Linked DNA regions of Homo sapiens: regions 2, 3, 4 and 5 are each linked to region 1. A link is a loop called in an ENCODE intact Hi-C map of the cell type or tissue named here. Cell type or tissue: endothelial cell of umbilical vein. All regions are shown on one strand. Each heading gives the region's core, and the rest is flanking DNA. Links, peaks and the distances in the headings are about the cores only. Region 1 holds the start of LOC105376364 (a long non-coding RNA gene). Region 2 has its middle 26 kb from the start of LINC02660. Region 3 overlaps LOC107984195 (a long non-coding RNA gene). Region 4 has its middle 19 kb from the start of LINC02660. Region 5 holds the start of LOC105376375 (a long non-coding RNA gene).

The links. Peaks named below come from ENCODE experiments on the same cell type or tissue, not always from the same donor. Only the 100,000 strongest peaks of a DNase experiment are listed, where the experiment ranks them.
Region 2: a loop joins it to region 1, with 6 times the contacts of the local background. A loop is called at or near these places in 26 of 110 quality-filtered maps.
Region 3: it touches region 1 in a loop (8-fold over the local background); 3 of 110 quality-filtered maps call a loop at or near these places.
Region 4: it touches region 1 in a loop (7-fold over the local background); 21 of 110 quality-filtered maps call a loop at or near these places.
Region 5: it touches region 1 in a loop (10-fold over the local background); 4 of 110 quality-filtered maps call a loop at or near these places.

The regions. Positions count from the first base shown.
Region 1 is chr10:3,803,105-3,808,069 of GRCh38, reverse strand. It overlaps LOC105376364 (a long non-coding RNA gene), which reads right to left and starts at 1,352. Exons shown (of 2, transcript XR_930580.3): 1 at 1,233-1,352; 2 at 1-394. RefSeq lists a silencer at 1,199-1,493, enhancers at 1,398-1,899, 1,900-2,401, 3,930-4,241, 4,338-4,649 and cis regulatory regions at 1,884-2,151, 4,403-4,570. In endothelial cell of umbilical vein, for the core only: no CTCF peak of the experiment used is centred there; DNase peaks (open chromatin) are centred at 1,279, 2,059, 2,719 and 3,379; H3K27ac peaks cover 3,520 bases.
Region 2 is chr10:3,883,704-3,888,668 of GRCh38, reverse strand. No RefSeq gene overlaps it. Among named protein-coding and RNA genes, the nearest start is that of LINC02660, 26 kb to the left of the region's middle. In endothelial cell of umbilical vein, for the core only: no CTCF peak of the experiment used is centred there; DNase peaks (open chromatin) are centred at 648 and 1,838; H3K27ac peaks cover 2,570 bases.
Region 3 is chr10:4,042,075-4,047,039 of GRCh38, reverse strand. All of the region lies in intron 2 of LOC107984195 (a long non-coding RNA gene), which reads right to left. Among named protein-coding and RNA genes, the nearest start is that of MIR6078, 53 kb to the right of the region's middle. In endothelial cell of umbilical vein, for the core only: no CTCF peak of the experiment used is centred there; a DNase peak (open chromatin) is centred at 2,949; H3K27ac peaks cover 1,893 bases.
Region 4 is chr10:3,890,224-3,895,188 of GRCh38, reverse strand. No RefSeq gene overlaps it. Among named protein-coding and RNA genes, the nearest start is that of LINC02660, 19 kb to the left of the region's middle. RefSeq lists enhancers at 395-912, 816-2,015. In endothelial cell of umbilical vein, for the core only: no CTCF peak of the experiment used is centred there; a DNase peak (open chromatin) is centred at 2,508; H3K27ac peaks cover 3,246 bases.
Region 5 is chr10:4,764,498-4,769,462 of GRCh38, reverse strand. LOC105376375 (a long non-coding RNA gene) reads left to right here and starts at 2,970. Exons shown (of 3, transcript XR_930599.2): 1 at 2,970-3,293; 2 at 4,949-4,965. In endothelial cell of umbilical vein, for the core only: a CTCF peak has its summit at 2,217 (motif pointing right); a DNase peak (open chromatin) is centred at 2,232; H3K27ac peaks cover 3,761 bases.

The sequences.
Region 1 (4,965 bases), core at 531-4,530:
TCCCCAGGAGCTGGCAGGAGGGTTTCCTGAGCATCTGCTCTGCAGGGGCATCCCACCAGGCTCTGGCATGAATCCTCCATTCACCCTCACAGCTCCTGTTCGTAGCTTTCAGTGCTCCATGCTACCAATGAGGAAACTGAGGCCCAGAGAGTAAGACGGCCCAAGGCCACGCAGCTGGAAAGCTCTTCCTGTCACACCACGGATCTCGAGTGTTCTGTGCAGTAGGGAAACCTTAGACACTCTTCACTGCAGAGGGTGGTGCAGCCGAAAGTGTAGATCGCAGGGTAACTCTCCCAGAGCACAGCCACCGAGTGCAGGAGGCATGCAGAAGGGACGGAGAAGCATCCCCTCAGGGATGGGTGGACAGAAGTGGCTCTCCCAGGTGGCCTGATCTCTGTGGAAGGCAACACTCTCATCAGCAAAGGCAGCCAGCAGGACAGTCAGTCCACATAAACAACCAGCCAGAAGGAGAGAAGTGACTTTACAGCTCTTGACCGCACTGCGGGCTGGGATGCAGACGGATACGGCTGGAGCTATGGGATGTTATAGGGACGCAGAGCTAAGTAAGTCTGCAGGGGGCTTGAGGTTTGGCAATTCACAGCCAAGATTCCAAACCAAGGGAGGCTGCCTGGAGGGATGAGGTCTTAAAATGGGAAGTGAAAGCAGTGTGCAGGCATCCATCAATCTATGGCAGGAGGATTATTCTCCTGAAGCACAGAGCAGACTGGCAGAGAGAGGGCCTGGAAGGGAGGACCAGCTAGCTGGAGACAACTGCAGAACGCAATTATCGGTCTGATTTGAACTGAAGCAGGAAATGGCAACCCTAGTTGATATCTAGCCACAGACATTTGATGAAACAAAGCAATTCAGGAGTAGACTCTGCATTTCTCGTGATCTTCATGGCACCCAGAGACCCTAATTAGTTCTAATTGGTAGGGAAGGATCAAGTCATTCTGAACGGATGGAAACCCCAACGTCAGCCTGGGTCCTCTTTGGCATGCTCACATTGGGACTGACCCAGGGCCACAGAGAAGCAGATTGCAAGCTCATTCCCTGAGGGTGGTGCTTCCTCCAATACTTGCAACTCTCTCCTTGGGAACATCAGCTTGAGCAGCAAACAGGGCATTTGGAAAGTTGTCAGCAATCACATAGCAGCATTATCTTCAACAGGTTTATGTAACTGAGTTTCAAGTAAAGCAGGCTGACCACATGGGAGTGTTGGAACTACTCACAGGTCCACAGGACAGTGATGCATGAGGCCGGTGGTGATGGCTTCACTGATTCAGCTGCAGTCACACATAGTTTATAGAGAAGGCAACCCTGGGCTACGACAACAGGAAAACAGGGCCGTGCCCATCTTATTCATTCTTTATAACCAACGGCAAATATTTACTTAGCAATCATACAACGCCCATCACCAGATTAGACACTTATGTGGAACTTAGAATTGTACTGAATGCAAATAAGATGTTAATTATTACAACTGAATGATGCCTTTATAGTTAGACTCTAGATGCATTTTTAAGACACACTTGAGGGAGAAACATGGCCATAATGTCATTCACTATGAGGATTTTGAAAGAGAAATTGTTAGGACCCATATGCTTCCATATAAGCAACAGGATTTTAAAATTCGGGCAAAACCATGACTCGGTTTTGCTCTAAGATTCCTTTTCATGGCAGGAAATTCCCCTTCCTTCTGATAGGATGTTGTTTCCTTCTGGCTCTAAAAGGAATGTGACACCCAATTATTTGCCCAGTGGCTTCTTTCAGGACTTGGAAGGTCCCTGAAATGCCTCTCATTCTACTGAGAATCTGACCCAAACCACATGAACCTCAGAGACAGCCTGGGATGGTGTTTCAGAGGTGGTCAGACCGGAGGCCCCAGCCCCCTTCCTCCCAAACCCTCCCTCCAGGTGTGTCTGCAGAGAGCCAGCTGATGTCTTCCGGCCGATGTCACCAGGTGCAGGGTCTCGAGTCTGCAGCTGCTGAGCTGGAGTTATTTGTAAAAAATGGTAGCAGCAAGACAATAGATAGACATCTTGTCCTGAAGGCAGCAGGGCAATGACTCACGCGGATGAATCATTTTAAATTAGTCCAGAGGGTCTCGGGGGAACCAAGTTCTAAATTCAGGAAACATCAGGCTCTGACCAAGCAAAGACTGCCAACTCAATTTCATGATTCTAGAAAAAGAATTAAGAGAGTTTTTCGCTAGAAGAAAGCATAGAGAACATGTTATTCAATGGCATAATTCTGTAGATGTGAAAACAGAAGTCCAAGATCCAAAAGTCACTTAGCAAAGCCAGACAAAACTGCAGGTCTTCTGATTCTCAGCTTGGGAATTCTCTCTGCCATGCCATTGGGGCGCACTGCTCACTGTTTGGAAAACTACCGCACAAGCGTGTGAGAGCTTTGGGGTGACATGAGCAAATTATTAATTCCCCAGAGAAAACTGAGGCATTATTTTATGTAGCTAGGCAAGCATTACCCTTCCATTAGGGAAGCATTGGTTACAGCATAAATAATAAACAAGGCCACAGCCGGAGCCAGAACTGCTCACCAAAAGTTTCTTTTTTGGTATGAAAACTATGAGTGAATTTTCCCTAAGAACTTTCTGGCAACATGTACAAATAAAGCCACATCCACGGTGACAAATTGTGCTGGTTAGAGTTTAGCAGATGACACTCTTGTTATTGAAACAGGAACTGACTCAGCCTCAGCAGCTACAGATCATATATTTTATTCCGTTGTGTTGTCTCATTTGAAAAAAAACCTATCACATGGCAACACTGTTTGTTTTCTAAATAATACATTTTCTTCAGAGAAACATGTAAAATACAGATAAAGCCTTTGAGATCTTAATGAACGTTTTCTAGGAACCAGGAGATAATTTATCAGTTAATACGCCAATATTTAAATACTGCAAAATATGTTTTCACAAATATAATAAAATCAAATGAGTATTTTTCAATGAAAGTAAATACATGTTTAATGTTTTTGAAGGGCATAGATTCTAGTGTTTGAATCTGGTTGTAAAACCGTTTATAACACTGAATAGTAGCATTACTGCTATTAACTAAAAATGGATTTTTTTAAACACATTATAATGTACTTTTTAAGGATTTTATTAACTTCAGAAATTTTGTTCATTATGACCAGGGCTGGGCTGAAGTTTGTCTTTGTCTATTAAGCTTTGACATCTACACAGTGCAAATTGATAATCTAAAAAATGTATCTCAGGACAAGTGCTTAAAACACTTAAAGTTTCAGGTATCCACCCAAGGCGATTTGCCTGCTGCATACTGAGAATCTGTTTACAGTTCACGGGCTACTCCAGAACAATGCCTGTGCTGCTGAACAGTGCTGAAAATACATAGAGAAAGATCATTTAAATTCTATGATGAGATATTCACTAGTACACCCACCCAGACTTCAATGATTCAAATAGCAAGGCTTTCCTGTCTCCGTAGTTAGACGTGTGACATTTCTTGCAATCATGGGCTTCCCTAGTGAGATCAGTCTCTGCCTGAGGTACCGTTTATTTTGTAACGGGGTCTCCCACTGCTGGAAACTATTGCAAGACCACGAAAGATCAGAGACCCAGGGAGGTGATGGCTGTGGCCTCTACGCACAGAAGCCACAGAGGCCTCCCTGAGGCTGAGACTGTGTCAGAACCAGGCCCAAACCCACAGCACATCTTCCTTGCCCGCTGGCTTCTCTCTGTAAACACAACTCCCTTTCTGTGGCTCAATTATCTGCAGTATACGCAGCCATTAGAAAGACATGGACTTTTTTTTTGTTTTTCTGCTTTTCCCTCCATAAATCTCAGAATGAATAGTTTCCATCTGTAATTGTTGGTTTTATATTTTTAAATAGTGAACTAAGAAACATAATGTCTCATTATCTCTGAAATGATTCGAGCATTTGCTGCGTGCAACTCTGTCGATAACAGCACAATACAGTCATTTTACTTTGTCTGGGGGAGGGGAGACGCTTCAAGAAAGTTCCTTTTTTTTCCTCTACTAACTCTGTATTGCTAGTTATCTGCTGTTTCCACACTCTGCATAGATCTAATTTAGGTATTTAAAAAAAAAAAAAAGATACTCCAGACATTATCGTGGATTGGCAGTTTAGAAAACACATGTGGCTTCAAGCCTTCTTTGCAGATCTGAAGCAAATTATTTCTGTAAATGTGTGAAAAGTTGACTTTCCTAAAAAATGGCTTGTGGTGCATATGTGCTCAAATCTATTCAGAAAAACCACAGCGCCTGACATTTCTTCTCCATTATTTTCCTTGAGACATGAAGAGTCTTGTATAATTTTAGTTTTTTTTTAATGACAGATTCCGTCAATTTGCTTTTTAGAGTAACGTGTTTTCTTGTGCTCTGTCATGTAAGATTTTACCTGAAAGCACTGAGGAAGCAACTCTCTGCCCTGCCATCTGGTGAGGGCTTCTCGACTCATGAGAGTGACTCGGGATTTCTCACCAGAGGCTGGAGTCACTGTGGGAATGCGTTCATTTCACATACGGCCAGTCGCACCTTCACATTTTCACACTACTATGACAACATGCTACTTTAAAGCACCTTTTTTTTTTTTCTTGGTCAGGCAGTTCTGGGATTTAACTCCTAAGCACATGCTGCATTTGAACAAGATAACCTTTTAAAATAGTGTTATAAATAGCACATCACCAAGCGGATTTTCTTTCAATCGCACGGTATCTGAGGACAGGAAATTCTAGCCAAATGTTTACTGTCTACTCAGTCCCCAAAGTTAATCATTAAAACTAAGACCTGGCATGTTTTTATTAATCTGTTAATCACAACAATACTTTATTTGAAAATAAATCTAAAGCTTTTAGGTTGGCGCAAAAGTATTTGAGGTTTTTGCGTTAAAAGTAATGGCAATTATCAACCTGATAACTCATGCAGGGTATAATTTGCCTTCAGCCAGCTGACAAACTCC
Region 2 (4,965 bases), core at 325-4,324, 81 kb before region 1:
ACAAACAAAAGAAAATTTGGATATTTGCTCCTGATGTAAAAAAGAAACTCAGCATTTCAGATTGCAAATATACATTTATAATTGCAAAAATAATACAAAGGAATAATTTTAGGGAAAAATACAATACATATATGTATATATGAGACCAAAGGGAACGCCTCTGGTCTTATGTCTGGGTAACTATGACATGAAGATAAGTGGCCTCCAAAACAGCTCTCTGCCCTGTGCTCTGACTCAATCATTCATTTAAGTTACACGAGTTTATGGAGAGATCAATGTGCCAGGCCCAATGATAAGCACAGCACAGAAGCTACAAACCAGGCCTTCAGGACCTTGTCCTCCGGGGGCTGTCCTCAGCTCCCTGTCTGACCCCTGCAGGTAAGGATCTCCTGATTTGGTTAATTCCTTGAGGAATGTCCCCTGAGGTTAAGAACAATGTGTATCCTCAGTGAGTAGCAGAGTGCCTTTGTACACAATGCCCATGTGATGAATTAGGTGAGTTAATAACATGAGGGGCTGGAACGAAGGAGGAACGGAATGCCTTGAGAAGTTTTAGAAAACTAGTTTGTGTCTGGGGCACCCTAAGCCTTGGAGGAAGCTGTGACTCAGTCCCAGAGCAGCGGTGATAGTAACTAACCCCAGACACTGACGTGCCAGGCTCCGTTTTGCCAGGAAATTCCCCTTAGTGAGAAGGACGGGTTTGTTCTCATTTATGGCTTTCTCCACCTCTCTTGAATGAACAGGAGTCTCAGGAAATGTCTGGGAACCGGAGACTATGGAAAATAAAATTTTTAAAATGTGAAACACAGCAAAGTTTTTTTTTTCTTTGTTTTGAGACAGAGTCTCGCTCTGTCTCCCAGGCTGGGGTGCAGTGGCCTCATCTCACCTCACTGCAGCCTCCATCTCCCAGGTTCAAGCGATTCTCGTGCTTCAGCCTCCCAAGTAGCTGGGACTACAAGGCATGAACCACGATGCCCGGCTAATTTTCTGTATTTTTAGTAGAGATGCGGTTTCCACATGTTGGCTGGGCTGAGTCTTGAACTCCTGGCCCCAAGCCCACTTTGGCTTCCCAAAGTGCTGGGATTACAAGTGTGAGCCGCCGCACCTGCCCAGCTCACAGCAAAGCTTTTTGAGAATGTGATAATAATCTGGTAATAATGGCTCTTCACCAAGTAACTAAGGTATTTCACAGCTTTCCTGGCTTAACCAGTTAGGTTAAGGAAAAGAGAAGCCCCCAAGGTGAGGTGAGGCCTCCTGGAATTAGGGCTGGAATCCACTGATAAGTAAGGGTCTGAGTCTGCCTACCCAATTTTACATTCGCTGGTAAAGACTGGAGTCCTTTTATTCCCTAATTATGTGGCTCATGGATCATCTATTTAGATCTACATAGATCCTTCAGGATCTATTTTTATCTATCATCTGTTGCTGGAATTTGTTGTTAAATGAACTGACTGTACTTTATGTTTCATCACCCCTTGCACACACTCACAGGCGTCCATCTCTGCGCGGTTAATCTGAGCCAGGAGTTCCCTGTGACGTCAGTAATAACTGACCTATTTATCTGTGTCCCGGGCTGCTGATCTCAAAGTAGAGGTTTAAAGGAAAGAACACCAGAAATCATTACCTTCTTGCCTGTATAATTAGTAATAGGAAAAACCCAGAAAGAGACAGAGAGAAAGGGGGGAAAAAATCCTCTGAGAACCCTGGTATATGTGGCCGGCTAATTCAAAAAAGTCCCAGGGTAAGTTGGAAAACGCGTTCTTTAAGACCAGATCAAGGTCTCTGCTCGTCATCAGGAAATATGATTTGTGCTAACACAGGCCTTCCGTTAAAAACCTCCCGGGCAAGTTAGCTAAGGACAGCAGGTCTGACCTATGAGTTAACCAAAACATTACCTCATCTGCAAAGAACTCCAAGAACCATTCAGATCCTGAGGTCCAAAATCCTTTTTCTAGGTTTCTGTAAGTTTCTCACTTTCAAAGCATGTACAAGTGTGGCTCCTCTGTCTCCCAAAGGCAGGCAGCTTGGGGCCGCACTGCTGTCATCAGTAGAAAAAGGCAATGTCAGAAGTTCTTTGAAATTTCCGAACAATGACAGGCGTTAACATTTTTCCAAAATACTGCTACCAAATTCTAAGGTGATAAATATGAAAGAAAAAAATTCGTAAGCATTTCAGAAAATAAAGAGTGGATATGCAGAAGATAATGAAAACGATTAGGCCTCCATCTCTACCCGAAGCTGCCTAAACAGCTCCCGAGGGGAGGAGGGCTCTTCAGATCCGCGGGGCGGGGCTCCCAGGCAGCCTACAGCACCAGGACAGCATCCATCTCCCCCTCCGCGGCTGCAGAAGGTCAAGTCAGCATTGCTTCCTTCTTCCCGCGCAGCTGGAGTGGAGCGCCCACAGCCCCCTTTACAAAATAATAATAATAATAATAATAATAATAATAATAATAATAATAATAATAATAATAAACAAGTGATGGAAAAGATCGGGCTCTGTTCTTGTTGCAGCGGGGGTGAAGCTCCCAGGAGCCCCCAGACCTTGGGTGTATGGCTACCTGATATATTTGCTATATTAGTGCTCCCTGATGTTAAACAAATAGAATACTCTTTTTAGGTTAGTTGGAGTTTAACTGTGTTTTAACTAAGGGGTGCAGCTTTGGCCTACGGGCTAGAAAGTTTGGTTAGGAGGTTAGCACTGATGATGCGAAAAATGGTCAAGATGGTAACGTGGCCTTCTGCAGGAGAGGGGGCGATGGACGCTGTCATTGCACTGTAGGTTGCCTGGGAGCCCGCCCAAGGGGTCTGAAGCCAGCTTCAGCTGCAGCACAGAGAACAGCTCTTGAGTGTCTAGGGAATGGGGCTTGCTGCCGCTTTGGCTTTGCATCTGAGGGAGAGTGCTTTGCTAGGTGGATGTGTGTTAAGTGAGGAGAAGTAGGGAGGTATAACTCCAGCAACTACGCAGTCTCCTTGCCAGTGAGTCCCGTTTCTCATCCATATAATGCTGGTCACAGACAAGCAAAGAAGGAAGAATTTTGGAGTCAGGATTACTTCAAGCTGCATTCGAATCCCATAAAAGTGACTTATTTCTGACTATAGATCGTCAGCCTGGCAGGTCCAGCTCAAGGACCTTCCAGGGAATGGAGCAGCAGTGCTGGTGAGGCAGTTGGAACCTGCCTGCAGTCCTGGGAGCCTCCTTTAATAGAACTACAAAAGTCAACGTCACTCAAATGCCACTCTGTGTCTGCATGGGGGGGAACAAAGCCCTAAAAAGCTAAATGGCAAATAATTAAGAAAGATTGTAAACAAATGTTAGTTTGATAAAGATAATAAAATTAGGCCACACTAACTTTGAAAGCAACTAGATGGTAAGAAATCTTTCTTTTAAAATGCTGCACAAATTACATTCGGTTCTCTCGATGAAATGATCAATATCATTTTTCTAAGTCTAGGAGTCTCCAGAGACTTGACATGGAAACCTCGTATCCATGTGATAGATTTATTTTATTTTTTATTTTTTTGAGACAGAGGCTCGCTCTGTTGCCCAAGCTGGAGTACAGTGATGTGATCGCGGCTCACTGCAGCCACCACCTCCCAGGTGATTCTCCCACCTCAGCCTCCCAAGTAGCTGGGATTACAGGTGCGCAGCACCATGCCTGGCTAATTTTTGTATTTTTTAGTAGAGTCGGGGTTTCACCATGTTGGCCAGGCTGGTCTCAAACTCCTGACCTCAAGTGATCCACCCGCCTCGACCCTCCAAAGTGTGGGATTACAGGCATGAGCCACTGTGACTGGCCCATGTGACGGATTTTAAATGATGATAGTATTAAAGGATTTTGGTTTCCTTGTGATTTCCTTTATACATCCACTTACTACTGTAAGTTTCCTTTTTTTTTTTTTCACATTTCTTTAAACGTAATTCCTCCACCTGTTCCCTACACATCACTCCCTGCTTTTCTACACAGAAACAGTGTTTGTTTGGTTGTTTCCATTTTGCCCCCTTTCCCACGACTTCAACCTCTTCTGTTTCACTTCGTCTTCCTCCTTTTTTCCTGTAGTCTGGATCCTGTTTTATTTTGGAGGTGGAAGATGTGGTTGGGTCTGACGTTTTATTTTGGAGGTGGAAGAAGTTGTTGGCTCTGCTGTATCCTCCAGTTACCACCTTGAACTCTCTTTCTGCTTTGTTTTGTTGTTGTTTTCAGTAAAGGATGATTTGCCTTTGCCATTTCTCTATTACTCATTCCCTGCAGGTGAGCACAGTGGACCCCATGTTTTCTGCTCCAAGCAGCTGCCTGAACAGCATTACCCCTGCTCATCAATCAGAGCCTCCAGCATTCCCTCAATTTGCTCTACACCCCAGGCCGCCCAGCCCTGGGACATGACGACCCTGCCAGCGTCCTCCTGCCCCCAGTTTCTTCTCCTCTACTCCTTCCTGAACCCCACTTATCTGAAATTTCCCCACATAACAATAGTCTCTGGTTTTCTTTATCTAATTTGCATGAAAATGACTACCACATTTCACAATTTCAGCAATTTGTATTAAGGAATATTGGGAATGTCTTTGCATGACAAACATCTTATAAAATCAAATGTTTACCATGAATGATGGAAAATTCATCTACAACCATTTTTACATCATCAATGCTAACCTCCTTATAAACCTTTCTAGCCCATAGACCAAAGTTGCACCCATGAATTAAGACATGGTTAAACTCTAATTAATATGAAAGGAGTATTCCCTTTGTTTAATTTAACATGGCCAGGTGTGGTGGCTCATACCTGTAATCCCAGCACTTTGGGAGGTAGAGGTGGGTGGATCACCTGAGGTCAAGAATTCAAGACCAGCCTGACAAACATGGTGAAACTCCATCTCTACTGAATACAAAAAATTAGCCAGGAATGGTGGTGCATGCCTGTAATCCCAGCTACTTGGGAGGCTGAGGCAGGACAATCGCTTGAACCCAG
Region 3 (4,965 bases), core at 579-4,578, 240 kb before region 1:
TGAATATAAATTATCCACAGCTATGCCTCCCCTAATTAAACAGAAGAGTGAAAACAAAGGGCAAGGACCAGTTTCACTTGTAACTCTGTTTTTCTACATTGCAATGTTGGAGGCTGGCAGCGCTCCCTATAAATTCTCTTTTTGGTGAACTCTTACATAAGTATTTGTAGGAACAAGTCCAAATAGCTTAGTAAGACACTACACCCCAATTTGTTTCTTAAAACACAAAAAGTAAGAAATAACCTAAAATGATGTAGTATACAGATCTGCAGAAAGGAAGCTTAGATTTAAACGTTCATCTTTTTTTGAGCCAATTTTTTTGGATACTATAAAGTCACCCTTCAAATAAGAAGATGCAAACATGGGTGAGAGCAATAGTCTTCCTCGGAGTGGAAATATCTAATAATTATTTTGAGAATCTATATTTCGAATCTGTCATGTGAGTTCAGGTTTTTTTTTGTTTGTTTGCTTGTTTGTTTATTTTTGTTTTTGTTTTTTGAGACGGAATTTTGCACTTTCACCAGGCTGGTCTTGAACTCCTGACCTCAGGTGATCGACCCGCCTCGGTTTCCCAAAGTGCTGGGATTACAGGCGTGAGCCACGGCGCCCGCCATGAGTTCAGTTTTAAGTGAACTGCTATTTTCTAAAAGGGCATGCTTTAAAAAACAAAAGATGATTTGCTGCACGTAAGAAAATAATGTTATTAAAAATTTACTTGCCAGTCAAAACCTTAAATACCCTAAAATATTCTGGGACTTTCCTGAGCCAATCACATGTGATCACCGGACATTCAGGCAGCATCAGACACCCTGGCTGCTCAGGAGGTGTCACTTCCCCATGCACCCAGGCCTGCTCCCTCCTCTCTGTCATAGAGTTTTATCAGAAGATACAAGCTGCGTGTATTTATTTCCATCTTGCTAGTTAATGCATTGAGAGTAGCTATGCTTTCTAAAATGCTTCCTATTTGTTAGAGCACCACCATTTTGCATTTCCTAAGAAGAAATGGAAGAGACACAAGTGACCAGGCTAAATGGAGACTCAGCTGTTTTATCTGTTATTTAGAACATGCAGTCTTAGAAAATCAGGTCCCTTAGCCTAAGTTTCCAGAAGCTCAGAGCTATTGTAATATGAAAAAGTCTCAACAGAGCCAGAATCTACTCTTAGATGTCCCATACCCAGCCTGCTTCCCTCATCTGAATACTTTGTGAGGGTGGAAAGGGGATTAGAATGTTTTCCATCCATGGTAGCAGTTTTTTTTTTTTTCAATGCAAAAAATACAATTTTAATGACAAGCCATTATCTTCTTTGATCTCAAAAGGAACTTTTGTGCCAGGCATAGTGGCTCATGCCTGTAATTCCAGTGCTTTGGGAGGTCGAGGTGGACAGATCACCTGAGGTCAGAAGTTCAAGACCAGCTTGGCCAACCTGGTGAAACCCGGTCTCTACTGTAAATACAAAAATTAGCCAGCTGTGGTGGCAGACACCTGTAATCCCAGCTACAGGAGAGGCTGAGGCATGAGGATCACTTGAACCCAGTAAGCAGAGCTTGTAGTGAGCCGAGACTGCACCACTGCACTCCAGCCTGGGTGACAGAGCAAGACTCCATCTCAAAAACAAAAAAAAAAAACTTTTTTTTCTATTGGCTAAGCTAAGCTAAGGATATTTAAAATTTTAGAACCTCAACATCTGAAAGAAAAAAAAAGCAAACCAACAGAAAACAGGAAAAAAAATGTTCCATGTCTCCGAAGGTGGAAAAAATGGAAAATAAATATTTCATCCAAAGTGACCTAGCTCCGCAGGGATGTAATGTTTCCCACAGCCTCTTCTGGCTGCTGCACTTCTTCTTCATGAGTAAAGTATGCTGTTTACAGTGTGTCCAGTCACCTCTGGTCCATGTGGGATACACGAGGACAGGCTTACTAAAACTCCATACCTGGTTAGAGAGGTGGGGTAGGGGACTCAAACAAGAGATTGTCTTTCACTTTCAAAGAACTCTGATTTAAAATAATTTTTGGTGTTATGGACTGAATTAACCATGTTCCCCAAAATCCATGTGTTAAAGGTCCTCATCCTTAATACCTCAGAGTGTGACTATATTTGGAGGTAAGGTCTTTACAGGTAATTAAGGTAAGATAAGGTCATTAGGATGGGCCCCAATCCAGTATGACTGGTGTCCTTGTAAGAAGAGCTTAAGACACAGACACTCATGGAGGAAAGATGGTGGGAAGAGGCATGAGGAAGAGACAGTGTTCATGAACCAAGGAGAGAGACCTCAGGGAAACTGGGAAGAGATTGGTTGATCAGAATTCCAACACTGAAAAGAAATTACTTGAGCTTGATCCATAGACTAGTATAGAAACTTCTGTCTTTTTTAAAGGAGACCCTTAGGGATTGATATGCTAGGTTTTTTTTTTCTTATAAACGGAATTTGACCTGTCGTATCCCAACACTAGGATTGGTTTCACTTCCCTCCTAATTAGTGTTTCATAGTGACAATCAAAAGATGAAAATTTTAGTTTTGTTCCTTTTCTTTCATGCATTGGAACAATTGGATGATTTTTATTTTAATGTTTTCTGAACTTTCCAAATTTTCTCACTTCCTTCCTCCTTAGAAAGCTCAACAAATGGGAAAGAAACATGATTTTATGTTTCCTCCAGAAACTCCAGATATTTCTGAATCACAGAGGTACTCTCAAGCAATATATTCCTGTTATTTATTTATTTTTCTTAAAAAATACTCATTTACCAAATACAAGTGGACCAACGTGACCTCATCAACAGGCTAATTTGTTATTAATGTTCAGAAAATGCTCAGAAGGTGCTGCTACTTTTCATATTTCTTACTGATGAATGAATGGGACAGAATTAGAAATTCTTGGCAATTGGCAAAGGGTCCCAACACATGCAATCACTTCCTCCTATTGCAGAGAAGGAAGTGTCTGTATTCATTGCTCCAGAAAGATAAGGTGCACAGAGGGCTTTGCAGGGGAAGGAGGTAGGAAGCCTGGAGCTGGAAGAACCATAAATAGTGTCCACGAGAACAGCAGGACCAGAGGGACCAATGCTGAACGTGCCCTGGCTCATAGTGATCAACAGGCTGATAGTCGCCAATAATCAACAACTTATTTGTACCAGAGACGCTGCTTCTGGGTTCATGCAATGGTTATTATCCTATGGATACCTTTTCCTTTATTGAATATTTCAACACCTCTTTTGCTTCTGTGTCAGGCCTTGTTCTTGGCTCTGCTGCACAGTGGGCCAAAGAGACAAAAATCTTCATCCTTACAATCGACTGTTAGCACACGGACACAGTGCAGCCTTATGAAACAGGACTGTAGAGTCAGGTTGTCTGCATTTTTACATTACAAATTAAGATTAAATATGTTTTCACCTTATAAGACCCCCCTAAAGACGACAGTAAACAGTTCATATATTTGTTACTCGAGGCATCGTATATGTTCCCTGACCAGAAACAACTAAGCATCATTCTGTCTCCTGCCCAGGTTCTATTTCTCCAGTGTCACTGGGACTTCTAGGAGAAAAGTTCTTTCTCTTCCTCTGGATAGCACGGGATGCAAATGCAATTCCTGGGAATTTTGCAGCCATTTCATCATCATGAGGGAAATGATCATGAGGATAAAGATGTTCCATGGGGTTTGGCAAATCCATGAGAATCACAGAGCACTGGTGGCAGGTGCCTGCTCAAATCATTTTTGAATCTCGTCCTCCCTAGAGACTTGCCAGTTCCACAAATCATGTAGCTACTGTGCAGTGGTTTGAAAATGCACATACAAATTCTTTGACACTTGTCCTTTCCAAGTCTAATTTTCCTTTCCTCTGAAAGTGAGCCGGACTGAGTGACCTGCTTCCAGTGAATAGAGTCTGGCAGAGGTGAAAGTGGCTTTTGAAGTGAGGCCACAGCAATGCTGTCACTTTCACGTTGTTCTCTCTTGGATAACACAGTCTGGGGAAGACCATGGCTAAGCCATAAGGGCAATCCAGTGTGGGAAGAAACTGGGCCTCTTGCCAACAACCACCACACATTGGCCACCATGGGAGGAGCTACCCTGGGGGCTGATCCTCAACCCCCCGTAAGGTCTTCAGGTCCTGAAGCCCCCAGTGGCCTCCTGAACTGCAATGTCTTGAGAGACTCCAATTACCTTGATCTTGAACTCCTGATTCTTAGAAACTGAGAGGATAATAATTGCATTAAAACTTTAAACCTCTCCATGTTGAGGTGATTTTTTTAATTCAGCAAGAGATAACTATTGTAGATTTTGGTAGCACAAATAGATGCACAAGCAGTGAGGAGTTGGGAAAATATTGAGGAAGGTGTAAGTGACAACCAGAGGAACCTTGAAAACACCGAAAATAAATATCTGCTGGTTGCTATGAGAAGGCTATAGGGGAAGGCTTAATGTAAAGTGAAGAAAATGTTGTTGAAAATGGAAGAAAACTGGATCCTTGTCACATAGTGGCAGAAAGTTTACCAATATTTGCACTTGCAGTAATGTGAAAAATAGAAAATGCACCTAATAAACCTGGTGATTGGCTAAAATTTCCAGGTAGAGTTTTCAAAATGCTATTGGGCTGCTTCTTGGAAGAAGACAGAGATCAACTAAAGGAAGAACAGATACCAAAAAAAGAAACAAGGACTCCTTAATTTTGAAAATTATCAACCTCCCCTGATGATAAATAATGCTAAAAATAAATAATGCTAAAATTAAGAAATGACTCCCAGGCAAAGAGAAAACCCAGAGTACTGTCAGAAACACATGGCAAAAAGTTGAAGCCAGGTGTGGTTTTCAAATTCTTTTTAAAGCCTCAGAAAAATCTAGATGAAGTCTGAGAAAATCACTCACTCAAACAATAAAGCTTTTAAGAAGCATAAGACTATTGTTCCTCAGCAGTTTAGAAAGGATGCCAAGGTCAAAACGGGTTATCTTAAAGACATTTCTAGGTATG
Region 4 (4,965 bases), core at 443-4,442, 87 kb before region 1:
AATAACAGATTTACCAGGTGATTCATCCAACATCACATGCTAGGAAAGGATACAGCCAGGATAGGAGCAAGACAGGCTGGCTGGAGAGCCATCTCACTACCTCCCAAAAATAACAGTAACAATAATAATAACAGAAAAGTCATAGTAGAGCTGAGATAAGCAAGGAGCGATGCAAACAGGACATGGAATAGCACGTTCCTCCCTAGACCACACACTCCAACTTTTTTTTTTCTTTTTTCTTTTTTTGTTTGTTTTTTGAGACGGAGTTTCACTCTTGTTGCCCAGGCTGGAGTGCAATGCCGCGATCTCGGCTCACTGTGACCTCCACCTCCCGGGTTCAAGCGATTCTCCTGCCTCAGCCTCCCACGTAGCTGGGACTACAGGTCAATGCCACCATGCCTGGCTAATTTTTGTATTTTTTCAGTAGAGACGGGGTTTCACAATGTTGGTCAGGGTGGCCTCAAACTCCTGGCCTCAAGTGATCTGCCCACCTCGGCCTCCCAAAGTGCTGGGATTACAGGCATGAGCCACCACACCCAGCCCAAAGTAGCTTTTTCTGCAGGGGAACTCAGAGGTTTATATATGAATCTGTCAATAATATCTGTACATATCACAATGGCAGAGGCTGGACCAGTCAACATTTTTTTTCTTTCTTTTTTTTTTAACTTGCTCGACCCGGCATATGGCTGAACCTTTTAGTGGATATATTACTGAAGGAGTAAATCTCCTCTAAGCACCTCTGTTTTGGATTCACAGTGAGACATACGTGCTTCGCTAGGAATGGCCTCTACGGGAGCCGAGGGAAGTGGCTGATGCAACCTTCCCTCCACCAGAAACAGATTCCAGCCCTCTCCGATCCCATCGCTGATCCCGTCTCCTCAATCCCACATCAATACTGAGGGCTTTGAGGAGAAGGGCTAAGTGAGAGAAAAGGCAGGGAGGGGCTCTTAGGAAAGTAAGAAATCAGATAAATGCCTAAGAGAAAAAGCAGAAAGAGAGAAAAGGGTAAACAGTCCATATACAGTGATAAACACTGAGAAGGTTAAACAACAGCTGAAAACCACATCACCCAGCTGTCTACAGGCAAGTTGACTTCATTTTCCTCTGTCTTTAGAATGTCAGGTTGCAACCACAAATTAGCCAATTTATATTTCCCCCTTTAGGATTTTCACTTCTAGTCCATCATGTTAAATGTAGTTCCACTGATGAACAAAGTCAGCCGTCCATTTTTTAAACTGAAATCTATTTTTGTCTAATTCACTGCAATTATAAAAAGTCCCAGTCAGGGAATTTCTTAACATTTAACCTCGATGTAAATACTTGTGGACGTGGCTTTCAACTAACTCTTCCCTTCATTTTCAAATCTTCTTACTGCGGTTCCTCACACAATTTGTTTTTTTAGGGGCTGTGATGTTCTCGTAGAAAACAGGGGGATAAGGGCTGGAATATGGGTCATAAGAACACTTTTCCCTGTGGACAGAGATCCATGACCAGATCGAATAAACCCAAGGGTCTTCAAGCCAAGAAAGGATTCCTGCAAAAAGTATTTTTTTTAATATTAAGCTAGAAATTGAAAAGAAAGTTCAAATGGATGACTTGATCTCTTCTGCAAGAGAATGGGTTGGTATAAATTCAGTTTCCGGGAGGACATATAAAAGCATTGATTAAGCTATTCCTTCCTCATGATTCTATTCAGAACCATTGTCCAGAAATGAATTAGATCACGAATTTGGTGGCTTGGGGACATCACACGAATTGCTTTTTTCTCCTTTATGGTAAATGATTTTACAAAATATGTTTTTTTTAAATATTTGAAACTCATCAATATATGTATATATTCTACTCTACAGAACCACCTTGAGAGTGTCACCATTGCTGTTTTACAGTGTCACACACAGCAGTCTCACACGACCAGAGAAAGCTTTCCAGTGTGTAAGTGATTGTCCTGGGAGAAAGCAGAAGTTGAAAGAAACACACCTTTTATAAATTGCTCCAGCCAAAATAACAGCGTCAGTTAACATATCAAATGGCATTTCTGAAATGTCAAAAAGAAGGGAAAATGTCTCGGGCACATGTAATTGAGAAGTAACGCCACACAGCAGAGGCCCTCAGAGGAAACCGTTGACACAGAAACAACTGAAGCCATCCCCGAGACGGCAGGGGTGGATGCCCCGGAGGGAACCTGGCACATCAGATCTGCTCCCACGCAGGGAGTGGTGGAGGGCAGGCTGCTGGAGGGCTGGAAATCAGAGCCCTCCACTCTGGGAAAGCAGCTCTCCTTCTCCTTAGGGCCCTGACAGGCCACTGAGGCACAGAAGGTGACAGGCAATTGAGAGCAAATTAACTGCAGCCACCTTTTGCTTGGAAACCTCACACCTTCACACAGATATAAAGATGTGGGCAACCAAAACAGGTCTCAGCTGAATACACATGCAGAGTAAGCCCTCCCAAGTCTAGCTTGTTATCATTATTTTAAACTGGCTAAAGAAAGGTAGTAACACTATAATCAGTTTGTTTTCACCACCAGTTAGCAACCAAATATAGAGCTATCCAGAAAAATATATGGAAAGGAAAATTTCTATTGTAATACCAACATGAACATCAAAAAGTAAGCACACTCCTTATCTCCCACCATCAAATCATGACTTGCCATGTGATGATTTATCAAGGAAGTGACAGCATTCATACCACTCTGTTACCATGAAAATATGCATGAAGTCAGAAGCATATATGGTAACAGTGGTATGAATGCTGTCCGTTCTCTGATAAATTATTGCAAAGATTCCCTAAACCCAGAAGCCACTCTCTATAGTAATTTTTCTTTTTGCCTTGTTATTAAATACTTATAATCTTTGTCTTTAAAAACATCTAGCTGGACACTTCCAGAAGGCTGGTTAGGTACCTATTCTTCTTTTCTTTTTATTTCTTTCTCTCTTTCTTTCTTTGTTTCTTTTTTTTGACAAGGTCTCGCTCTGTTGCCCAGGCTGAAGAACAGTGCTGCAATCTCGGCTCACTGCAACCTAACTCTGCTTCACGGGTTCAAGCGATTCTCATGCCTCAGCCTCCCAAGTAGCTGGGATTACAGACACACACCACCACATCTGGCTACATTTTGTATTTTTAATAGAGACAGGGTTTCACCATGTTGGCCAGGCTGCTCTTGAACTCCCGGCCTCACGTGACCTGCCTACCTTGGCTTCCCATGTGCTGGATTACAGGCATGAGCCACAAAACCCAGCCAGTGCCTATTTTTCTTGACAATAATACATATAGAACTGTTTGGACCAGAATTTATCAAGGAGTCAACATCTTAATGTAGAAAGAGGGTGAGGTTTGAAGCCAGAAGACCTGGGATCAAGTTGTGGGCTGTCAGTCCCAGGTCTTCTGGGTTCAAATCTCATCCTTTCAAATCACTGATTAACTTCAGGCAACTTACTGTCGTTAAACTTGAGTTTCCCATCTATAAACTAGAGATGATGAAACTTCCCTTTCTGAATTGTCTAAATAAGTTCTGAGATCTAAATAAGTTCATGCATTTGAAGAATGCTTTATAAAATGTAGATGGAATGATGTTTATGGGTAAGGTCCCCTGTTAGGTGTTAAAGGTGACGCCAATGATACCAGGTGGCTACTGGTAAAAGACAGGGCAAAGAATCTTATCTTACTGTGACACAGGTTAAGAAAATGTAATGCAATTTAATTGGATTATCTCTACAAAAACCCTCAAAGCTGTTACATGAAAGGGGTCCCGATTCAGACCCCAAGAGAGGGTTCTTGGATCTTGCACAAGAAAGAATTCAGGACAAGTCTACAGAGTAAAGTGAGAGCAAGTTTATTAAGAAAATCAAGGAATAGAAGAATGGCTACTCCATAGGCGGAGCAGCGGCGTGGGTGGCTCATCTAAGGATACTCGCTATCTTTTCATCACATGCTAAACAAGAGCTGGATTATTCCTGCGTTTTCCAGGGAAGGGGTGAGCAATTCCTGGAACTGAGGGCTCCTCCCCTTTTTAGACCCATATCCAGTAACTTCCGGATACTGCCATGGCATTTGTAAACTGCCATGGTGCTGGTGGGAGTGTCTCTTAGCATGCTAATGAATTATAATTAGCATATAATGAGCTGTGAAGATGACCAGAGGTCACTCTCACCGCCATTATGGCTTCGGTGGGTTTTGGCCGGCTTCTTTACTGTAACCTGTTTTATCAGGTTTATCGTGACCTGTATCTTGTGCCGACCTCCTATCTCATCCTGTGACTTAGAATGCCTAACCTCCTGGAATGCAGCCCAGTAGGTCTCAGCCTTATTTTATCCACTCTCTATTTAAGATGGAGTCGCCCTAGTTCAAACACCTCTGACAAAGCTACCATTTTATGAAGAAAATATGATGTTGAGTCGAGGTTGCAAACTCAAATGCTAACATGGGCCAAGAAGATTATGTACTGAGAAGTGAAGCTTGGGAGCGATAAACACAGGTGTAGAAGCATCCCAGTGACTGGCAAGTGGTAATCAGCCTCAGTGCAGGGCTGTAGGGAGTGCTGGAGACTGTGGCAAAGTGTAGTGAGAACTCAACTCTGGCCAGTTGTTCCAATCAAGGAAATTTGGATCTAGTCTTCCCAGATTTCCAGGGTTTTCAAGAAAAGATAGAAATCTAGATGTGTATGTAAAGTCCTCCAGTTTTGAACCTTGCCTTATATTATGAACCTGCCCCCCTCCCCCCAAAAAAAAGCACCATGTGGATTGATACTGTGTCCAGAAAACACAGGTGCAATCAGGTCCATTTGTCAGTAGCCTCCTCCTGAGGCAAGAGGACAACAGGCTGAGAGAGGAGGGTTTAGAAGTTGAGTAATTGTCTTATTGATGTCAAAATTCACTGAAATGGTTCATTAGCTCATGAGGACATTCGGAGGCTATCAAAGAAGGCCGGCATAAGGAAAGAGAAAGCTAAAGTCAAGGTCTGGTCATT
Region 5 (4,965 bases), core at 697-4,696, 960 kb before region 1:
TTTATATACTATAAAGTTTATAAAAGTTATTAATAAGTAACCATAAGAATGGATTAAAAAATATTTAAAGCATACCAATTGACAGATTTGTAAATATCATTGAAAAAGTCAGAGATAACTTGGCCGAGATATCTATAGCACCTTTACACTTTAAAATTTTAATATCAATATGCCTTCTTATGAGTTATGTGTTTGCATATTGACTGTGTTCAAATTTGTTATTTCAAATTCCCCTTTGTTTAGGACTCTTGAAAGCACACAGGACTAACTGAGTTAGGGCAATGGGCTTCCAGTGCCCTCTTGGCTGTCACCTTATTTAATAAGGCCTGGCTTGTGCAGTCACTAGTTGGATTGGATTATGTTCTTCCTGACATTTCCATTCACTCTGTTGCCCAGCCCTAAATATGTTAAGCAAGATGAGCTATCCTGGGGCCAGGATGATTTTCCTTCAAAAGCATCCTCATCAGATTTAAATATTTACTGCTTTCCCCCATATCAAAGTCAATTAAATAACTTCTCATACAATTTATGAAAGCCAAAAAGCAATCTAGAAAGGAACACATCCAAACCCATTGACTCCATTGTAGAAAGAGAAATGAAAACGTGGGTTTCACTGGAGTGTTCTGGCATGGAAGTAGTGTCTCTTGTTGACTTTAGGAATCCTGGAATGTGGCCCTAGGAAGGAAAACCCTTGAACATTAAGGGGCCCCTTAATGAATTTCTCTATTTCTCTATGATCTTTCTTTAGTTCCATAGCCCCCACCTAAGTAGAGGGTGAGGTCAGAGGGAATAAAGAAAGACATAAAGCAAATTATGCTGTCGGCTATCCAAATTGTACAACCTTATTCATGCTGATTATGTATTGCAGGCATATGCAAAAATAAGTTTGCATATCCTGAGCATATCCGACCTCACCTTTGTTGTGAATAAATCACAGACTGTCCTGGATTCCAGAAGAGTTCCAACCAGTGAAGCTGGCATTCCAGGAGAATCCTCTGATTCTTTTGGCAAAACTGAGTCAAGAACATATTGCCAGTTCTTCCTGGGCTCAACTAAATGTGGATTCCATTCACAATCACTTTTGCTTTGCATGTTGTGTACGCTTATGACCATCATGTTTATCAGCAGTTCCAGAGGGCAGCTGCGAGGTTGCTTCCAAATATTGCAATATGATTCCATAATGTTTTGTAGAATTTGGAATCCATTATTCTCATATTCAAGGACAGGTTTCAGATTTCAGCATTGAAAGATGTCTTCCCAGTTCTTTCATTGCTTTCAGGGTGCTCAGCTCACATGGCCTGAGACAGGAATTGTGCAGCCTCCACAGCCACCTAAACTATAGACTTTCTAGAGGACTCTACAAAAGCCTGTTTCATGTGCAGCATGGTGGAAGAATACAGTTAACTTTTTCAATACTAGAACCATAAAAATCACTGAAACTATATTACCTTTTTGTTTATCCTAAAAGAGACAAATATTCACCCTATCTAGAAACACAGAACATCTTCAAATGCACCTCTGCGTTGTTGAAAAAGGCATGTTTTGGGGAACTTTAAAGGTGTTGAATAATGAAGAATTCTTTTATTTATTCCTTTGATAATTCTACTAAAAGTGCATTTTTTAACAAGAAGACAGTTTCTTTGTTCTTTGTTCATTAACATTGCTGTATTCAACATAACTTTGAATCAAATTATCCCTTTCACAAAACTGCTCACGTTGTTTCCTGTTCCTTGGCACGATGAAGCCATGCATATGTATGACGCGTCACCAAGTGTCATTTTAGGAAAGACCCTGTTAGTGTGCCTATGGAGAGAAGCAGAGTTAGAGTATTGTAGCCATGGAAGCCACTTTACTTTGCAGCCTTTAGCTTCCTGGAGGGAATCTGGTGATGGGAAAGGAATTCCATTTTGCATACTACATTGTTAGCGTGCAAATGCTCCACTTATTTATATCATTCAATTCAATCTGGACATCTTACTTTAAAAATGTATATCTCAGTCCCTCTTTGAAGAAAAATATGATGAAAATATATGAATTAGAGCTCACAATTTTACATTATTTGTAGATCATAATAACGATCTTGGCATTTGTATTTACCTTACATAGAGATGGGAAAACATTTTGGAAGGTTTTTTGGAGCAATAGGAGAGGGGAATGAAATATCCCATTAAAACAGGAAGGACATTGCTGTCACCTAATCAGACAGCCTCAGGACTACCAGCAGATGGTGCAACAACCTATTTAATCCTCAGCATTATCAGAAAATAACCAAGAATGGCATCTTTCTTTGCTAATTAATTCTGAATACTCCTAAAAAATTATGACTTTAATGATAATAGCATTTAAAACGATAACCATAGAATCTGTAATAATTTTTTAATAATTATACATAATATCTGACTTTTTGAACTAAAAGAGACTTTAGAACTCTCTGGTCCAAGCCTTCTGTTTAACAGCTGAGGAAACTCAAGTTCTTAAGTTTAAACTTCAACCACCAGCTAAGGAGGGTCGTGATGAGTCTTGGTCATATGACAGAACCCATCGCTCATTGATTCAGCAACATTATCCCTCAGCAAATACGATTTCTAGCCCAATAATCAAAATTTGATGGGGTGGCGGATGGCATTTGATCATCCAAGTTAAGATTTTTCAGCAGATGTTTATCTGTGGAGACTCTTCTATTGTAAGAACATTCATAGTTTTAGAAAAGAGGCATTTTCTGGGAGAACATGCTCTCCTGTCCTCTCTGTTTCCAGCTGCAAACTAACGTGTCATTTTGCCAAATGCTTCCTGTCTAGCTTCTGGCTATTTCTGAGAGAGAGAGAGAAGGTGGGGGCAGGGGGAGAAAGAGAGAGAGAGAGAGAGATTTTTTTTTACACATTTGCTTTGTACTAGGAAAATATTTCTTATACAGTCAACAATAGCATATTAATGGGGATGATTTAAGGAGCCCAAGCTTCTATTCTGTTGCCAGAATGCCAACGGGAATGTATGCTACTTTTCAAAAAATAGGTGTTGACAATAGCCTGCAGTATTGCACTGTAGTCAAAGAAGAGTGCTGAAAGCTTCAGTTCATAAAAATGCTTGATTCATCAAAAATAATCACCTCACCTGATAATTGAAAGCTACAGAGAATTATTATGCAGCCGTGGACTCTCAAAAATTTATTCATTTTTGGTAATTAACATTATTTCTTCTTGATGATGTTGCTAAATGGCTTGAACCCAGTCTGAAGAACCATGCATGATCATTTATGCTGAAAAGAAAAGAAATTAGAAGCTTTTGTTGCACAGGTAAGAAAAGATAAATTTCTGAAAACCAAAATGTCCTACCAGGTCTATCCATATTTGTTTTATTAATGGGTAATGCTTTCTATTAGCTAATGAAAAGATGATGGTAGTTTAACAGTGGAATAACTTTTAATATATCATAATCAGAGAATACAAGGTAAGCAAAATTACAATCCAATGTCTGATTAGAAAAAAAAATTATTTTATGGAATTAAAAAATATTATTTTATTAAATAAAATATGGTTTTCTTTTGAAAGTATGTGGAAATCAAATTGCTAAGATCAATGCAACCATTTAACTGAGTTTCATTTTGACAAAAGGCAATCTGTGGCGATATTGCTTTAGAAGTAAGATGAAATGCATAAATTCAGATAAAACATTTTGCCGATTGCCTGGCTGAAATAACTGGTTATTATTATTGTTATTACCATTAGAAGACAAAAAAATGGTCTCCCAGTTTTCAGCATATGCTACTCTTAAGTAGAAGGACCTTTAACAAAAGCTAAGTGTCCAGGCCTTGGTTTACTCATCAAAGCAAATGACCACATCAGATGTTCCCTGGGAGCCTTCTGACATTTAGCATTTGGTGATTTTATCATCTCACTCCAAGTAAAGGAAGCAGCAAAACCTCTCTGATTGTATTTTGAGGTCTCTGCATAAATAACTGTAAAGCATATTTGACCACATTATGAGAAAATTTGTAAAATAAATTTTATTTGGAATGCCTACTTGAACTGGAAATTAACAATTAGAGGACATGACTTCCCTGATGTTTACCTCATTAGAAAATGTCTTGGACAAAACGCTGGCAAAAATCTTCTCTTGAAAACAATCCTTTATTATTTAAAAGGTGGAATTTATGCCCCCCAAATTTATCTTTCTAATGATATTTAACCCATTTTGCATAGCTCGTGTTTTCTTTTGTCCAATGTTTAAACTAGCTTTTATTTTTTTAATGATTAGAAGCTTGAACATGTAAAAAAAAAAACATTAATGACTTTCATAGCATGAACCAGGAAAACATTTAAAATCTGTTAAACCTAGTAATAATTATTTCAAAATGTTGCCTACTAATGATGACTTACTAATTATCACTTTGTTGTCTTAGTAACTACCTACCCTTGCTGAAGAGTTGACAGATTTTCAAATCTACAGATTGTGACATATAAGAATGTGTGAAACCTGGTGGGTGAGCCATCTTAGGCCTCAGTTTCTCCATGTGAAATGGGAGGAACTGGGCTGAACGAGATCTAGGTTGTCCTTCCATTCTGAGTGTGTTCTCTCAAGATAATGCTTGTGTTAATAAGGACTGCAGGGCTCAGTCAGTCAATGGGTTATGTTCCTTAAACCTTATCCAAAACATCCCGGGTGTTATGTGTTTCAAAATTCAGATTTTTTACATTTCTTTTGGATTTTATAATGGTAATACATTACAAAACAGTATATTATATAATCCCCCCAGCAAGGTATGGGGCAGCTCCATGTAATTAAGCTCATTATGGATTCTGTGGCCACTGGTATGAAATTGAGGGCGGTGACAATCAGGGACTCTAAATAGGTTGTCATTAGCTCAGGTCAGTTACTGTGGCTAAACACATTACGGACAATCTTTTTTTCTTTTTTTTCCTATTTGTTTTTACTGCATTTTGGATTTCAGAATGGTGGATAAAGATT